Linked DNA regions of Homo sapiens: region 1 is linked to region 2. Evidence: read pairs that join two places in POLR2A ChIA-PET (ENCODE). Cell type or tissue: OCI-LY7. All regions are shown on one strand. Links, peaks and the distances in the headings refer to the core of each region. The heading gives the core; the rest is flanking DNA. Region 1 overlaps KATNAL1 (katanin catalytic subunit A1 like 1). Region 2 has its middle 8.3 kb from the start of LINC00426.

Region 1 (9,470 bases), core at 1,993-6,992, 90 kb after region 2:
TTACTGCAGCCTCAAACTCTCAGACTCAAGCGATCATCCCGCCCCAGCCTCTTGAGTAGCTAGGACCACATGTGACTAATTTTTTTTTTCTTGTCCCTAATACTTTATTGGTCACCTCTAGGCCTGTGTGCTGCTGGGCGGGCTCGGGAGTGGGCGTCACTATTCAGCTCCCAGGAGGAGGCATGAGAAGGCCTTGGCCTAGCCCTCCAGGGTCCCAGACTGTGGTGTTTGGAGGGGCAGGTCTGGCCTTTCCTGGGTCAGCACAGGGCACCTAGGTAGGGGCACAGGTGAGCACCCAGCACAGGCACCTAGGTAGGGGCACAAGCTCACTATCCATTGGCCAGCCTAATTTTGTTTGGAGAAATATTCCTCGCCGTCATCCACGTTGAGCTTAATTGTGTCACTGCCAAGCTTCCAGCCAGCAGGACAAACTTCCCTGTGCTCGTCCGTGTACTGGATGGTCTGGACCAGCTGCAGAGCCTCATCCAATGAGCGTCCCACAGGCAAATCATTAACAGTGATCTGGCAAAGGACACCCTTGCCATCAATGATAAAGAGGCCCCAGTAGGCAATGCACTCATCTGTTTTCAGCTCACCGTAATCCTCAGATTGCCACATTAGCAAGCAGGGGGATGTTCAGGGGGCCCAAGCCTCCCTCCTTCCGGGGGATGTTAATCCAAGCCAGGTGGGTGAACTGAGAGTCCACCAAGATGCCCAGCACTTCGCAGCCCAGCTTGCGGAAGTCCTCGGCATGGCTGCTGACTGCAGTGATCTCCGTGGGGCACACAAAAGTGAAGTCCAGAGGGTAGAAAAAGAGGACCACGTACTTCCCTTTGTAGTCTGACAGCTTCACCTCTTTGAAGGCGCCATCCACCATGGATGTGGCCTTGAAGTTAGGGGCAGGCTTTCCCATGCACGCATTACCTGAGGCCATGACTGAACAAGCTGTGTGGGCAAAGGCTAGATGCACGGACGATCACGTGCGTGGACCCGCGTTCTCAGTGCCCATGTGACTAATTAAAATTTTTTTTTTTTTTTTTTTAGAATTGGCATCTTGCTATGTTGCCCAGGCTGGTCTTGAACTTCTAGCCTCAAGTGATACTCCTGCCTTGGCCTCCCAAAGTGTTGGGATTACTGGCATGACCCAATGTGCCTGGCCCAGGGCAATTCTTAAAATAACAACAAAGTTTGGTGGACGTATTGACTCTTCCTTTTGTGAAAAATTTCTCCATAGCATGCAATTATACTGTTTGATAGCATTTTACCCACAGTAGCAATTCTTTCACAATTGGAGTCAATCCTCTCCAAACCCTGCTGCTGCTTTATCAACTAGGATTATGTAGTAATCTAAATCCTTTATTGTTATTTCAACAGTGTTCACAAGCATCTTCACCAGGAGTAGATTGCAGCTCAAGAAGCCACTTTCTTTGCTCATGCATAAGAAACAACTCATCCATTCAAGTTTTTTTTTTAATTTTTTGTAGAGATGGGGTCTTGCTGTGTTGCCCAGGCTGGTCTTGAACTCCTGGTCTTAAGTGATCCTTTTGCCTTGGCCTCCCGAAATGTTGAGATTACGGGTGTGAGCCACTGTGCCCTACCCCGTTTATGTTTTGTCATGAGATTGCAGCAATTCAGTCACATCTACAAGCTCCACTTCTAATGCTAGTTCTCTTGCTTTTTCTACCACATCTGCAGTGATTTCCTCCAATAAAGTCTTGAAACCCTCAGAGTCATCCATGAGGACTGGAATCAATTTCTGTAACACTCCTGTTAGTGTTAATGTTTTGACATCCTCCCTTGAATCACAAATGTTCTTACTGGCATCTAGAAGGGTGACTCTGTTCCAGAAAGTGTTCAATTTACTTTGCCCAGTTTCATCAAAGGAAATCACTATCTATGGCACCTATAGCCTTAAAAAATGTATTTCTTAAATAATAAGATTTGAAAGTTGAAATAACTCCTTTATCCATGGCCTGCAGAATGGATAAGCAGGCATGAAAACAGCATTTATCTCTTTGTACATCTACATCAGAGCTCTTTGGTGACCAGGTGCATTGTCAGTGAGTGGCAATATTTTTAAAGGAATCTTTTTTTCTGAGCCATAGCTCTCAAAGTTGGGCTTAAAATATTCAGTAAGCCATACTGTAAACAGATGTGCTGTCATCTAGACTTTGCTATTCCATTTACAGAGCACAGGCAGAGTAGCTTCAGCATAACTCTTAAGGGCCCTAGGATCTTCATATTAGTAAATGAGCATTGGCTTCAACTTCAAGTCGTCAGCTAAATCAGCCCCTGACACGAGAGCCAGCCTGTCCTTTAAGGCTTTGAACCCAGGCATTCACTTTTCCTCTCTAGCCAGGAAAGTCTTAGATGAAATATTTTTCCAATAGAAGGCTATTTTGTCTACATTGAAAATCTGTTGTTTAGTGTAGCCACCTTCATCAATGATCTTAGCTAGTTCTAGACAACTTGCTGCAGCTTCTACATTAGCACTTGCTGCTTCACCTTGCACTTTTGTGTTATGGAAAAGGCTTCTTTCCTTAAACCTCATAAACCAGTCTCTACTTGCTTCATACTTCTGCAGCATCCTCACCTCTTTCAGCCTTCATAGAATTGAAGACAATTAGGGTCTTGTTCTGGATTAGGCTTTGGCTTAAGGGAATATTGTGGCTGGTTTAATCTTCTGTCCAGACCACTCACACTTTCTCCATATCAGCAATAAGGCTGTTTTGCTTTCTCATCATTCATATGTTCACTGGAGTAGCACTTTTAATTTCTTTCAAGAACTTCTTCTTTGCATTTACAACTTGGCTCTTTGGCACGAGAGATCTACCTCTTGCCCTATCTTAGCTTTCAACATGCCTTGCTTGCTAAGCTTAGTCATTTCTGGCCCTTGATTTCAAGTGAGAGACATGCAACTATTCCCTTTCACTTGAACACTTAGAGGCTATTGTAGGGTTCTTCATTGGCCTAATTTCAGTATTGTGTCTCCGGGAAAAGGAGGCCCGAGGAGAAGAGAGAGAGAGGGCAACAGCCTATTGGTAGGGCAGTCAGAACACAGTATTTATCAATTATATTCACCTTGCTATAGGGCATGGTTTGTGGTGCCCCAATACAATTACAACAGTAACATCACTGATCACTATTAACAGATATAATAAAAATGGAGAAGTTTGGAATATTGTGAGAATTACCAAAATGTGACATAGAGACACAAAGTGAGCACATGCTGTTAGAAAAATGGCACCGGTAGACTTGCTGGATGCACAGTTGCCATGAATCTTCAAATTGTAAAAAATGGTGTCTGCGAAGTGCAGTAAAATGAGGCGCGGTAAACTGAGGTGGGCCTGTGTAGGGAGAAGGGAACAGGAGAGTGCATGGTGAGAGTTGGAGGTCAAATACAAAGTGGCAAAAGGGAGTTTTCTGGGGTGATGGAAATGTTCTTTACCTTTGTTGTGGTGGTAGTGGTGGTTATGCAGTTTATAAAGTTTTCAAAACTCATCAACTGTACACTTAAAATTAGTGGAATTAATTGTATGAAAATTATACCTCAATAAAGCTGATTTTTAAAAAGCAGGCAGAATTCATCTGTGGTATCAGAATAGTGATTAAAGTACTGACTGGGAGGGATGAAGGATCCTTCTGGGGAGTTGGAAGTGTTCTGTATTTTGAAGGGGTGTTGCCGGGGTGTACACAGTGTATGTGCACAGTGTAAAAGGTCATTGAGCTGCACACTTAAGACTTGTGCACTTTAAGTTATATACCTCAATAAAAAAGGAAAAAGTTCTAAAGAAGGATTATAATATAAAGTTGAGAACATCTCCAAGAAAGTAGAGCAAAAGGACAGAGAGGTGGAAAAAAGGAGGGAAAAACTAAGAAAATTAGAGGACCAGCTGAGGAAGTCTAATTCCTGGATAAAAGGCATTTCACAGCAGAAAAAAAATGGAAAGAAATTTTTAATGAAATTCAGGAAAGAAATTTTAATAATTCAGAATATTTCCTAAAATGGAAAGACATTAATTTCTACATTGAAAGAACCCCAGATAGACCCATTTCAAAGCATATCATCAAAAATTTTAGAAAACTCATGTCAAAGAGAAGTTTCCAGAAAAGGGGAAAAACAAGTGATATATAACGAATTAGGAATTTAAATGACTTCAGTCTTCTTAACCTAATATTGAAACCTAAAATGTATTAGGGAAATGCCATAAAAATTCTCAAGGAAAATTATTTCCAAACTAAGATTCAGTAGCCAGGCAAATTCTCATGGAAGTATGAGGGTAGAATAAAGGTATTTACAGACATGCACAGTTGCAAAAATTTTTTCTCCCAACTGTAGAAAATGTGCTCCATAAAGGTAAGAGAGTGAAAAAAGAAAGAGAAAGACATGTGATACATAAAAAAAGGACAGCATAGAGGAGGCAGAAGGGCTCCCCAGGATGAAGGGAGGTACCAAGTTGAACAGCCTTGGAGGGTAGAAAGAGATAGTGTCTTTCTCCAGAGCAAAGGTCAGGTTTGCTTACAGCCTTGGAAGATACAGTATCTCCCTTTGGAACAAGGGGTAGGGAAGCATAAAACTTAATAGATTCAGGTTCTCTAAGCTTAGGCCTCCTCTCCTGTAATGCAGACTACTTCCTTTGCAGGTGTTACATGGCCCTTTTCAAATTGCCCCATGGGAATTGGGGCTTGGGGAACTGATGGAAAAAAAAAAAATACCTTGGGTTAGGTTGTCTTCTGGAAGCTTTATAGTTTTAACTCTTACATTTAGGTCAGTAATCCATTTGAGTTAATTTTTGTATGTGATGTGAAGTAAGGGTTGAGATTCAGTTTTTGTTTTGCATATGGATAGCCACTTTGTTTCAGGACCCTTTTGCTGGAAAAAATTGTCCTTCCCTCATTGAATTGCTCTGGCACTTTGGTTGAAAATTAGTTGGCTTTGTATGTATGAATCTGTTTCTTGACTCTCTAGTTTCTTTCACTGATCTTTGTGTCTGCCTTTATGTCAGTTCCACACTGTCTTGATTACCGTAACTTTATTTTTTTTTGAGATGGAGTTTCGCTCTTGTTGCCTTGGCTGGAGTGCAGTGGCGCGATCTCGGCTCACTGCAACCTCCTCCTTCCAGGTCAAAGCAGTTCTCCTGCCTCAGCCTCCCGAGTAGCTGGGATTACAGGCATGCCCCACCGCACCCGGCTAGTTTTATATTTTTAGTAGAGACGAGGTTTCTTCATGTTGGTCAGGCTGGTCTTGAACTCTCAACCTTAGGTGATCCACTCTCCTCGGCTTCCCAAAGTGCTGGGATTACAGGCATGAGTCACCGTGCCCGGCCATGATTACTGTAACTTTATAGTAAATTTTAAAATCATGTAGTAGACATCCACCCCCAACAGGCATTTTTCCCCTCAACCCCTTAGAAGTACCCCACCTGAATACATCTGTGTTAGTAAGTCCTACTTTATTGTTTTTCAGAACTTTTGTCTATTTTGTGTTCTTTCATTTCCATGTAAGTTTTAGAATCAGCTTGTCAATTTTTCCTAAAAAGGCTGCTGGGATTTTGATTGGGATTCCATTGACTCTATGGGTCACTTTCAAGATAATTTGACATCTTACGCATATTGAGTGTTTTTATTCATAAACACATACACACATATCTATTAATTTAGGTCATCTTTAATTCTCTTAGATTTTAATAGTTCTCAGGTTACAGATCTTGCACATATTTTGTTAAATTTATCCCTGAATATTTAATATTTTTTGGATGATTTTACTCTTTTTAGTTTCCAGTTATTTCTTGTATGTGGAAATAAGATTGATTTTTGTACACTGACCTCTTATGCTGCAACCTTACACAACTCGTTTATTAGTTCTGGAGCTATTTGCAGATTCCCTAGGATTTTCTCCACTGACAATCATGTTTTCTGTAAATAAAAGCAGCTTTACTTCTTTTCCAATCTGCATGCCTTTTATTTTTGTATCGCCTTATTGCACTGGTTAGAACCTCAGTTCTAATGTGGAATAGAAGGGGTGAGAGCAAATATCCTTGTCTTGTTCTTGATCTTGGAGAGCATTTAGTCTTTCACAATACATATGCTAGCCGTAGGTATTTCATAGATGTCCATTACTCGGTTGAGTAAATTGCCTTTTATTCTTAGTTTGCTAAGCATTCTTATGAATTATGTTGAATTTTGTCAAATACATTTTCTGTATCTATTGAGATGATTTATAATGTTTCATTTTTATTCTCTTAAAATTGTATTGATTGGTTTTAAAATAAACCATCTTGAATTCTTGGGGAAAACGTCACTGGGTCATAATACATTATCTATTTCGTCACTGGGTCATAATACATTATCTATTTTACATATTGCTGGATTTGATTAGCTAAAATTTAAAGATTTTTTGTATCTATGTTTTTAAGGGATATTGATATTGTAATTTTCTGATAAGATCTTTGTCTGATTTTGGTGTAAGGCTAACACTGGCTTTAAAATATGAGTTGGATAGCCAAAAGAACTATGGCAAAAAAAGGAAAAAAAAAGAGTTGGAAATATTTCTACCTCTTCTGTATTCAATTTCATTAATTGATAAAGGAGTATTCCGATTAACTACTCTGTCTCTTCTTGGGCAAGCTTTGGTGTGTGACCATCATAGAATTTGTCCATTTCATTAAACTCTCTTTTGTCTTTCAGTAGCTCCAAGGTTTGTAGTGATAGCCCTCCTTCATTTTTTGTTTTGGTAATGTGTATTTTTTTTTTTCTCTCTTTCCTGGTCAATCCTACTAGAGGTTTATTCATTTTATTGATATTTGTGAAGAACCTGCTTTTGGCTACATTGAAATTTTCTCTTGTTTTTCTGTTTTCTATTTCATTGATTTCTTCCCTCAACTTTATTACATTGTTCCTTCTGCTTCTTTTGGTTTTAATTTGCTTCCCTTGCTAGATTCTTAAGATAGAAGCTGAAAGCAAGAGTCGGCAAACTGCAGTCCAGGGGCCAAATCCAGCTTGCCACTTGTTCTTGAATGGCTCATGAATCAGGAATGATTTTTGCATTTTTATAAGGTTGAAGAAAAATCAAAAGAAGAATACTATTTTGTGACATGTGGAAATTAAATGAAATTCAGATTTCATTGTCCACATATAAGGTTTTATTGGAACACAACCACACTTAGTTGTTTACAAATTGTCTCTGGCTGCTTTTGTGCTGGAATGGCAAAGTTGAGGGGTTGTGACAGAAACCATGTGGCATTCTCATTGCTTTTGCACTGCTGTTTCTGAACTGTAATCACTGTTTTAAGTGCCATGCATATCACTGTGCTGTGACATTTTACTTTATTATCAATGCATACACATCATGTCAAAACAAGAAAAGATGAAAAAAATAGACTTGGAATGTTATACTTTTAAAGCATGCTGAAGCATGGATTATTGAGTTATGACAAGGCATTGTATTATGCAGTGATACTATAGCTGTGTTAAATACAATATACACTGATATTACCAGACTCTGCATTCATCACAATATTCCCAACTCACAGGAAAGTAATGGTCAGAAAAATGAGAAAACATAAAAAGGAATATCTTATTCCAGTAGAATTTCTTTACAAAATTAGAAAATAAAAATCAGGCTGCACCCAGAGTAAACTTCCAAGTGGCTCATTTGTTAACCAAGCAAGGAAGTCATTTATCAATAGTGAAGTAACTAAATTGTGTTGGTTACAACAGGCGCAGAATTGTGTCTGGAGAAGGTAAACTTAAGACTGTTAGTCTTTTGGCAAGAAGAGTTGCTCAAAGAATTGAGGACATCAATAATCAATTAAAAAGGCAAATTATTTTGAGTGGTTTTCCTTGGCTTTTGATGAGTTGACAGATGTTACCAATACTGCTCAGTTGTTTATTTGAAAAGTCAAGGCTGAGTTTGAAGTGTTAAATAATCTTAATGAATAGTGTGTGTAGAATAGCTAAAGATAAGAATATTTCAAAAAGTTGAGAAAACACTAATGGCATGCAACCTGAATGAAGTGTAGTCTGCTAAGATGTGTTATAACTGATGGTAGTAAAAATTTGTATAGAATAGAAAAGAATTCAGGTGGACAAATAAAGCTGTGAAAGTGTAAGAAGTTTGAAGTCTACAGTTACTTATTTTATTTCTTAGCAGGTATTTTGCAGAGAATGTTTGAATCTATCATGTAATCTTGAACCAGTAGTGTCAACATTTGCTCTTGTGGACTTAACCATTGTCAGTTCTAGGAATTTTTGTCAGAAATAGAAGCTGAATATTCTCACTTGCCCTGCTGTACAGCAATTTGATGGTTTAATAGTTGTAAGGCTTTATTGCAAACTTTTGAATTTAGAAGTGAGATTGAAATTTTTCTGAATGTGAGAAACTGCTGTCAATCTGAATATTGAACGCTGAATGGCTTTAGAAATCAATTTGTGATGCAGACTCAATAGTATTTCTTAATGAATTCAACCTAAAATTACAAGACAAAACAGTTGTTATATCAAAACTAATACTGCAGTAAAGTTATTTCAATGGCAACCACTATTCTTTGAATCACAAGTAATATCAAGTAATTTTATATAGCTTTCCATGCTGTTATAAGTTAAAGCAAAGAAGTAAGGTCTCCATTCCTACCCAGTTTGCAATAGGTATGTTTTCTGAGTTCAAACTACAGTTTCAGCAGCATTTTTTAGAACTCGATGTAAGTGCCAAGGAAATTTCCATTTAACTGTGCAGTTGAGGCACTTCTTATTTAACCTTTAATTGGAATGATTAATCTGCAAATAATGGCACGTAAATACTAAGAGTAAATCCTTTAGATGCCTTCCAAACAATGATTATGCTGAATTGAAATCATATGCTTGTGACTACTATCAGTATAAAGTAGCACCTAACCTACTTTGAAAAGTAGACATTTTCAAACATGAAATGTATTGTATTCAAGGTAAACATTAGAATGTATGAACATTTGTGATTGATTTTGATGATAGGGAATACTAACTTTGAATCCCAACTAAGTGAAATATTGTCCCTAAAAAGAGTTTCATTCTTCTCCTTAGTCAACCTGTCTTACAGAAAGTTGTACTCTGTTATTGTTTCTATAATATTTTGAATTGCATCGATAAGAATTATGGAATTTTTTGTCTCATTATATAAGTAGTTATATAATATCCTTCATTTTGTTTGTTAGCTGTCAAAGCCTAAAATATTTACTTGTTAGGTCTTTTACAGGAAAAGTTTGGCAACCCCTGATTTGTATCAGGATATTTTTATCTTTTATAGTTTTGTGTCTGTATTTGTAAGTAGGATTTATGCTTTTGTTTCACAATGACTTTAAAGGGAAATAATTTATAGAGCATCTTTGTTTCTACTGGATTTATTAATTACATATTATTCATTATAATAAGGCCATATTGTTTCGTGTTAATGTTCTAAATTTGAAGATGACACTTTGTGTGGTTGTCCTGTATTC
Region 2 (9,470 bases), core at 1,577-6,576:
TGCCCTCCTACTCAGAATTGGAACCTCTATCCATTGTCTGTTTGGTTTTCTTTTTCTTTCTTTATTTTGTTTGTTTTGTTATGTGTTTTGTTTTGTTTTGTTTTTTGAGACAGGGTCTCCCTCTGTCACCCAGGCTGGAGTGCAATAGTGTGATCATGGCCCACTGCAGCCTTGACCTCCTGGGTTCAAGTGACCCTCCCACCTCAGCCTCCTGAGTAGCCAGAAGTACAGGCATGCAACACCACACTCAGCCTTTTTTTTTTTTTTTTTTTTTTTTTTTTTGTAGAGATAGGGTCTCACTATGTTACCCAAGCTGGTCTTGAACTCCTGGGCTCAAGAGATCCTCCGCCTTGGCCTCCCAAAGTGTTAGGAGTAAAGGCTTGAGCCACTGCACCCAGCCTCTATTAGCTTTTAAATGTCTGAAGTCAGTGTGTTTCCTGATCCTTTTAATTGACTTATTTTCTCTTTATGAAAACCCGTAGGATTTTTTTTTTTGGACATTTCTCATTGATGTTCCTTGGTGTGATTCTATTTTCATCTACTGTCTTGGGCACTTGGTGAGCTTTTCATTCTGGAAATTCACGTCCTTCTGTTCTGGGCAAACTTCTTGATGAATTTTGTCGATGGGTTTCCCTCGATTTCTCTTTTCTCTCTTCCTGAGACTCCTTCTATTATTTAATGTCAGCCCTCCTGGACTCATCCTCTCCTTTTCTCTTTCATTTTATAGCTCTTTGTCTTTTTCCTCTAGCTTCTGGGATACTTCCCATCAACTTGATTTTCCAGCCTCTCTATTTAATTTGTCATCTGTATGCTCCTGTTTTTAATTCTCAAGAGCTCTTCTAGCTGTTGCTGTTCTCTGTGTGGGTTTTTTTCTTTCCTTTTTTATGGATCTTTTGTCATCTCTCTGAGGATATTAATTATTTTGGAGGAAGTTTTCTTCTCCCTGCATACACTCCAGTTTGTCTTTTTCTTCTGTTTGTTTTGTCTGTATCTTCAAGAAAAAGAATTGAGAACCAAAAAGCTAACTGGAAGCTTGGAGCTCAAGGCAGGGTTTGTTGCCTGTGAGCTTCACTGCAGGGTCAGCTGGCGGGCTGGACCATTTGTTGAACAAACCTAATTTCAGTATCTTCTGATGATTTCTCTTGAGCTGGTCAGATTCTCTGGAGCAGAATTTTAGTCTCCTGCCTGGATGCTTAAGATCTGGCCATCAGTGCTCTGGGAGCTAAGCTGGGGGAAGAGGGCCTGGGGGTCTCATCACTCAGCATCCACTGTGTATACAGTCATTTAATCTTCTTGGTTTTGACACGGTACTTTCAGCTTCCCAAGTCCAAATACTTCTGTTTTGCACTCGTAAGAGAGTGAGATGTGTAGACTATGAAGGGGTGGAGGCAAAGAAGCTTCCAGGTGACAAAGAGACAGGGAAGGAATCTCGTTGTATCTCTGGGGTCGCCACCCAGTCCTTGTTTCCACCACCCTCTTTGAACCTCCATTTCCAGAGGTATCTGGTGCTGTTAGGTACCAGGTACCTGAGCTTTGTGAAGATTCTATAGTGAATAAGTTTATCCTTAGCTTTATTAACCACCAACTCCAGGCCTGTTAATTTGTGTTTTCCTCATTTATCACTTATAGAGGCTTCCTAGCTTCTATTCCTTTGTTGCTACTGTCTCCTGTCCCTCCTATTTTTGTAGGATATGTCTTTTAGAAAATTTCTATACTGCAAATTTAGTGTGTTTTGGGAGGAACTACATTAGGTGTGTGTATTCATTCTTGCATCCTAAAGTGGACGTCTAAAATGCATTTTTTTGAAATTACAGAAATCATAACTTGACTCTACAATGGAATGTGGATGCCACCTTGACTTTGCTAGGCCTCGGGTGGACAAGTGACCTGTAAAAGCCACACAGCTAGTTATTGGCAAAGCAGCCATAGAACCCAGGACTCAACTTGCCTAACTCTGTTGGTTCTATATCGTCACAATGCTCTTTATTATCATCATCAAATACACTTTAAAAAAACACTTCTGCTGGGCACAGTGGCTCGAGCCTGTAATCCCAGCACTTTGGGAGGCCAAGGAGGGGTGGATCACCTGAGGTCAGGAGTTCAAGACCAGCTTGACCAACATGGTGAAACCCCTTCTCTACTAAAAATACAAAAATTAGCCAGGCGAGGTGGCACACGCCTGTAGTCCCAGCTACTCGGGAGGCTGAGGCAGGAGAATTGCATGAACCTGGGAGACAGGGGTTGCAGTGAACCAAGATCATGCTACTGCACTCCAGCCTGAGTGACAGAGCAAGACTCTGTCTCAAAAAACAAACAAACAAAAAACCTTTTATTATTTGTTTGTTTGTTTATTTATTTATTTATTTTGCCACCACCCCCAGCTAATTTTTGTATTTTTAGTAGAGACAGGATTTCACTATGTTGGCCAGGTTGGTCTCAAACTCCTGACCTCAGGTGATCCGCCCGCCTCGGCCTCCCAAAGTGCTGGGATTACAGGCATGAGCCACCGTGCCCAGCTATAAATAGTTTAGAATGCACAAGAAGTTGCAAAAATAAGTTGCAGACAGTCTTCACTTGCCCTTTCTCCAGCTTTCCCCATGATGTCATCTTATATAACAATATATGTCAAAACCAGGAGCTTGATGCTGTTATAATAGTCTTAAGTCAGGTGCACACTTTCAAGTAACACTTTTGATGTAAAAATGTGTATATTCTGTTAATAAAAAGCCAGAAAAAGACCTAATCTTGGCCAGGCGTGGTGGCTCACGCCTGTAATCCCAGCACTTTGGGAGGCCAAGGCGGGTGGATCATCTGAGGTCAGAAGTTCGAGACCAGCCTGGCTAACGTGGTGAAACCCTGTCTCTACTAAAAATACAAAAACTAGCTGGGCGTGGTGACGGGCGCCTGAAGTCCCAGCTACTCTGGAGGCTGAGGCAGGAGAATCGCTTGAACCTGGGAGGCAGAGGTTGCAGTGAGCCGAGATCACACCACTGCATTCCAGCCTGGGTGACAGGGTGAGACTCTGTCTCAAGAAAAAACCCAGTCTTTTCCTATTAAGAAACTTACCATCTAAATAAACATCTAAAGATAACTTGCCAAATAACAAAACCCAAGTACAGGTCCAAAATATATTTTAGGGCATTCTTTCAGAAAAGCAAGAAGTGGGAGAAAGGAGAATAGGCTTTGAAATCAGACAAATCTAGGTCTGAGTTGAGCCTTGCTATTGAAGATTTCTGTGTCCCTGGGCAAGGCATTTCCCTGATCCTCATCTGCTTGATTGTAAAATGAAGAATATTACTATCTACTCTTTAAGATTGAGATGGTACATATATATCATACATATGTATATTAACTGCCTAGAACAGTGATTGGCACATAGTAGATATTTAATAAATGGCCAACATAATAAAGATTAATAAAATAAGAATCCCTAAAGTCATAATTCTCTGGTTGCTTGTGTAAGTTCAAGTCCTGCCAAAAGGATAATGTTTGTCTTACTGCAGTATCAGTTCACAAACTGCTCAGCTCCAGCCCAGGTGAGGAGGCTTGCTCCTTCCCCAAATTCCCCAATTCCACATACAAGTCCAAAGGTCTCACCCCACACAGGAAGCTTTCATGACAGGCACAGTAGGAGTGTTCTGGTATTTAAAAGCACATACCAATTCCACATTGAGCTTTAGTAGACTATCTGAATAAAAACACAAGTTAATGTTTGAAGTAGCAACTTGGGGCTTGCAAAGGCCTCCATCGGTCCTTATGCAGATGGTTGTCAGATAAGCCCTGCTTCCCACCACACCTGGTGCCCCGCCTGCCTGACTCTGGCTTAAATTTCCTGCCCTTGGCACTAACCGGAAAGCACTCACAAAGACAGCAGCTGCTGGTATGGTCCCGTGGCAAGGAAGGCACTCCGCCCAAAACCTGCCTTCTGTTTAAGTTGCAAAGCAATGATTGTCCTGTGGGGGTGGGAGGTCTCGGTCAGTGGGGACCAACAGATGGCCCTCAACCAGACTGGACAATGTCCTCATTTGGGTCCATCCAAGTAGCCTGATGGTAAAACCAGACCAGAGGATAAAGAGAAAGCTACTTTTTGATATGTAGCTCTTCTCCGTTCCTATCGCCTATGATGAAAGAATAACTTTCAGGCCTTTCTTTATGTCTCCAGCCCCATTCTTTCCTCCACTTCCCTCCCAAAATCATGTTGCCTTCTGCCTGTTTAATTTATCTGTGTTTTTTATGTTTTTATTTTTTAAAACTATTTATTTATTTATTTATTTATTTTGAGACAGAATCTCACTATGTCACCCAGGCTGGAGTGCAGTGATGTGATCTCAGCTCATTGCAACCTCTGCCTCCAGGTTTAAGCAATTCTCCTGCTCCCAAGTAGCTGGGATTATAGGTGTACACCACCACACCCAGCTAATTTTTTTTTTTTTTGTATTTTTAGTAGAGACAGGGTTTCACCATGTTGGCCAGGCTGGTCTCAAACTCCCGACCTCAGGTGATCTGCCCACCTCGGCCTCCCAAAGTGCTGACATTACAGGTGTGAGCCACTGTGCCCTATTTATATGTGTGTTTTTAAAGGTGTTCAGCTATAGCTTTTGGTAGTTTAATAGAATTGCTAGTTAAAGAAAATCTCTCTTGTATTAGTCACGTAATTCACATAAACCAGAATATCCTAAGGAAATTCGGCTACATCTCAATTAACTGTGTGGTAAGTAAGTGCTGTGACATAAACAGAAAACACGGCTTGTTATGGGCGAAATTGTTTCCCTTCGAAATCCATATGTTGAAGCCTGAACCCCTAATACCTCAGCTTGTAACTACTATATATTTGGAGACAGGATCTTTAAAAAGGTGATTAAGTTAAAATTAGATTATAAAGGCAGGCCTTAATCCAATCTGACTTGTGTCCTCATAAGAAGAGGCAATTAGGACACAGACATTTCCAGAGGCAAGACCATGTGAAGACACAGGGCCATCTATAACTCCAGGAGAGAGGTCACAGGAGAAACTAACCCTCCCCACACCGTGGTCTCAGACTTCAGCCTGCAGAACTGTGGTGTGATAAGCCTCTGTTGTAGGCTAGGCACAGTGGCTCACACCTGTAATCGCAACACCTTGGGAGGCTGAGGTGAGTGGATCACTTGAGGTCAGGAGAAAAGCTTGGCCAACATGGTGAAATCCTGTCTCTACTAAAAATACAAAAATTAGCTGTGTGTGGTGGAGGTGCCTGTAATCCCAGCTGCTTGGGAGGCTGAGGCAGGAGAATCACTTGAACCCGGGAGGCGGAGGTTGCAGTGAGCCAAGATCACACCACTGCACTCCAGCCTGGGCAACAGAGTGAGATTCCGTCTCAAAGTGTCTGCTGTGTGAACCACCCAGTCTGCGGTACAATTCGATCAATTTTGACATATATCTATGCTCATGAAACCATCACCACAATGACAATGAACATATCTGTTCATCATCTCCAAAAGTTTCCTTATGCACTTTTGTAATTCCTCTCTCCCTTCCCCTATTTCCCAGTGCACCATGGAAACTGCTTTTGGTCCCTGTAGATTAATTTGCCATTTCTAGAGTCTTTTGTAAATGGAACCGTACAGTATGCACTCCTTTACCTTGCATAATTCTCTGGAGATTCATCCAGGTGGTTGTGTGTATCAGTAGTTCATTCCTTTTCAGTGCTGAGTAGTATTCCACAGCATAGATAAACCCAGTTTATCCATCTGAGGTAGGAGACCAGCAGGATTTATTTCCCAGTCTCAGGCAGGAAAAAGTGAAGAAACCAGCGGGAACCAGCAAATGACAACAAAAGCCATCCCTAGCTGTCATCATTGCTCATTAGCATAAGACACTCACACCAATGTCATGACAGTTTACAAATGCCATGACAATGACCTAGAAGTTCCCGTCCCTTTCCTAGAAAGTTCTAAATAACCCGCCTCTCAATTTGCTTTAACTGTCCCTTAATTTGCTTGTAATTGAAAGTTGGTATAAGGGGGTAGAAATACAGTTGCCAACAGCTCATTTCTTGCCAACTCTAGATGCACTGTCTATGAGTTAGCCCTGCTCTGCAAGGAGCAGTACTGTTCAGTACAAGATTGCTGTCTAACATGGCAGCTCACCCTTGAATTCTTTCCTGGGCAAAGCCCGGGCTAAGCCCCAGTTTTGGGGCTCGCCTGTCCATCATCACATATACTTATGAAGGCACCCCTTAAAGGCTTCTTATGGTTTTGTGAGATTGTGAATAAGTTATTAAAAGCATTCATGTACAAGTCTTTCATTGTATGAACATATGGTTTTTTTTTCCTTTTGAAAAAATAACTAGAAGTGAAATGGCTGGATCATGTGGTAGGTGTATGTTTAACTTTTTATCTTATTTTTTTTAGATAGAGTCTCATTCTTTCACCCAGGCTGGAGTGCAGTGGCTCGATCTTGGCTCACTGCCACCTCCGCCTCCTGGGTTCAAGTGATTCTCCTGCCTCAGCCTCCTGAGTAGCTGGTACTACAGGTGTGCACCACCACACCTGGCTAATTTTTGTATTTTTTTTTTTTTGGTAGAGGTGGGGTTTTGCCATGTTGGCCAGGCTGGTCTCAAACTCCTGACCTCAGGTGATCCGCCTGCCTCAGCCTCTCAAAGTGCAGGAATTACAGGCAAGAGCCACCACGCCCGGCCGGGTGTATGTTTAATTTTTTAAGAATCGAACTTTTCCAAAATGGCTATATCATTTTGCATGACCCCCAGCTGTGTATGAGAGTTCCAGCTCTTCTTCATCCTTGCCAATACTTGGTAACTGGTCGTTCTGACTTTAGTCATTCAAATAGATGTGTAGTGGCACATCCTTGCGATGCTAATTTGCATTTCCCTAATGATGTTGAGCATCATTGCTATCCATGCATGTTTTTTAATGAAGTATCTGCTCAATGCTTTTACTTATTGTTTTCATTGGATTATTTATTGTCTAACAGAGTTTTGAGAGGTCAGTATGTATTCTGGATACAAGACCTTTATCACATACATACTTTGCAAATATTTTCTCCAGCCTATGGCTTGTGTTTTCATTCTCTTGATAGTGTCATTCAAAGGGCAGAAGTTTTTAATTTCGATGAAGTCAAGTTATCAATCTTTCTTTTATTGCTTGTGCTTTTGGGGTCGTTTCTAAGAAATCCTGGTCTAACCCAATAACACCAAGATTTTCTCCTATGTTTTCTATAAAAATGTTACAGTTTTCAGTTTTACATTTAGGTCTGTGGTCTATTTTGAGTTAATTTTTGTATATGGTACAAGGTATGAATCAAAGTTCTTTTTTTTTTTTTTGCATATGGATGTTCAATAGTTTCAGCACCATTTGTTGAAAAAGACTGTTCCTTCACTGATGAATTGCTTTTATCTCTTTGTCATATCAGTTTCTCCTATGTGTATGAGTATATTTCTGGACTTTTAATTCTGTTCCATTGATATTTGTGTCTGTCTTTATGTCAATCTGTACCACACAGTCTTGATTACTGTAGCTTCATAGTAAGTCTTGAAATTAGGAAGTGTTAATTCTCTAACTTTGCTCTTTTGAGTGTGCTTTGTAGACAGCATATTGATTAATGCTGTTATTGCTACTTGGAGGTCCTTTTGGGTAAACCTAACTCATTTCCTGTCTTAATCCCCTGTGTGGTTCTTAAGGATTTGTGCCTTCTCCTCAAGCCCCTACCCTGCCTTTGCTCCTCTCATTCTTAGTTCTTGACTTTGCCCCTGCCTTGGCCCAAAAGTTAAAGTCATCAGCTAACGATTCTTTTGAGCTCTTATGCTCCTCTGCTATAAGGTCACCTCCATTTGCACTAATCCTTACCTGCTTGGTTCCTAGCTCAGAGAACAATACCAGTTATAATGACAGTTAGCTAATTATAGTTAACAAATATTGAGTTATTTCTATGGGCCAAACACAGATATGCACTTCACACCATTTCTCATTTAATCAGCATAACATTTCTATCAGATGGAGAGATATTATTATTCTCATTTTACAGAAGAGGAAACAGAGGCAACAAGGTTCATTACTTCATTATCTTTTCCATGGTTTTGTAGCTAGAAGGAGATGGAGCTGGCATTCAAGCCCAGGGCTGTGTGATTTCTGTCCCTCCTCCTGGCCAAAGCTAACAATCCCAGCAGTGCTCACAATTTTGTCCCCACGTAGCTGATGGAGAAGCTCGCTCCATTCATTATCCAGTGTCCCACCCCACCCCCACCCCCATTGTCTCTTCTACTTTCCCTCTCCACTTGCTCCTTTCTTTTTTCTTTTTAAAAGATTTTAGAATTATTTATTTATTTTGAGACAGGGACTTGCTCTGTTGCCCAGGCTTACTAAATTTATCTGGGTCCTTTGTAATTTCTGCATTCATCCTAATTTTTTGGAAGAAAAGTTCAAAGTAGCAGAATGTAGTGGCACAATCATAGCTACTGCAGCCTCAAACTCCTGGGCTCAGACAATCCTCCTGCCTCATCCTCCCAAAGCTCTGAGATTACAGGCATGAGTCACTGCACCTGGCCCTTGCTCCTTTTCATCATGGTGCTCACAACAAAATAAGTATTTTCAACTTGGGCTAAGAAGTTAAAGATATCCAACCCTTTTCTGCAGCCAGGCTTGGGTTCTGCAGCTTCATATGTTAAGTTGTGTATTTGATAGCTTCACCAGAATACGTCGGGGGCACCTCAAACATCAAAACAAAACCTACCATCTTCTCTCCAAACCCGCTCTTCTTTCTGAATTCTCTGTCTCAGCAGATGGCTCTTCCAACCATGCAGTAGTCCAAGCCCAAAACCGGCAATGGAAAAACCCAGATTTTGGTTTCAAAACCCTGCTCTGCCACTTACCAGATAGGAGACTATTGGCCCTCAGTTTCCCAATCTGAAAAGTAGGAATAATAGTCCTACCTCACATGGTTGCTTTTAAGGCTAAGTGATCATGTTAGTTGCTCAAAAATAAGAAATTATCATCATTATCATCATTGTCATTATCATTATTATTGTCATTGTCACCTCGTGATGCTTCCTTGCCTAAGTTCTACAAAAATATCCTGCACCCTCCTTTTAATTCCTTTGATTCTGCTGTTACTTTTGCCAAAAGGTTATCCTGACATTCTAGAGCAGTGATTGCTAAAGTGCCAAATCAATCCTTAGAGATTCAGGAAGAAAGTATTAGAACGTTAATTTATATTCATTTAAAAAAATCTCATCTTTTAGGTTTCTATTTATAATTTTTAAATGTTTAATAGAGTATATATAAAATTTAGAAATAAATATAACTATTGAGGGTGCATGTTCAAAATTGTTGCGAAGGCTAGATTATAAAAATAGTTGGGAGGTCACCATTCTTGGCTGGGTAAGGTGACCCTGTTCTTTTCTTCCCCCAGAATGACATGCTGCTTTGTCATTATTTATTGTCTTCCTTATGGACAACATGAGGACAGCGACTGTGATT

Evidence for each region. ChIA-PET counts read pairs that join two places held together with the same protein. Peaks named below come from ENCODE experiments on the same cell type or tissue, not always from the same donor. Only the 100,000 strongest peaks of a DNase experiment are listed, where the experiment ranks them.
Region 1: POLR2A ChIA-PET joins it to region 2 with 11 read pairs; 15 of 35 experiments call an interaction of 5 or more read pairs at or near these places.

Annotation. Positions count from the first base shown.
Region 1 is chr13:30,287,611-30,297,080 of GRCh38, reverse strand. The region is part of intron 1 of KATNAL1 (katanin catalytic subunit A1 like 1); the gene reads left to right. It also overlaps the pseudogene PRDX2P1. Among named protein-coding and RNA genes, the nearest start is that of KATNAL1, 15 kb to the left of the region's middle. In OCI-LY7, for the core only: no CTCF peak of the experiment used is centred there; a DNase peak (open chromatin) is centred at 4,660; H3K4me3 peaks cover 834 bases; H3K27ac peaks cover 1,115 bases.
Region 2 is chr13:30,377,441-30,386,910 of GRCh38, reverse strand. No RefSeq gene overlaps it. Among named protein-coding and RNA genes, the nearest start is that of LINC00426, 8.3 kb to the right of the region's middle. In OCI-LY7, for the core only: CTCF peaks have their summits at 3,824 and 4,098; a DNase peak (open chromatin) is centred at 3,840; H3K4me3 peaks cover 326 bases; H3K27ac peaks cover 1,560 bases.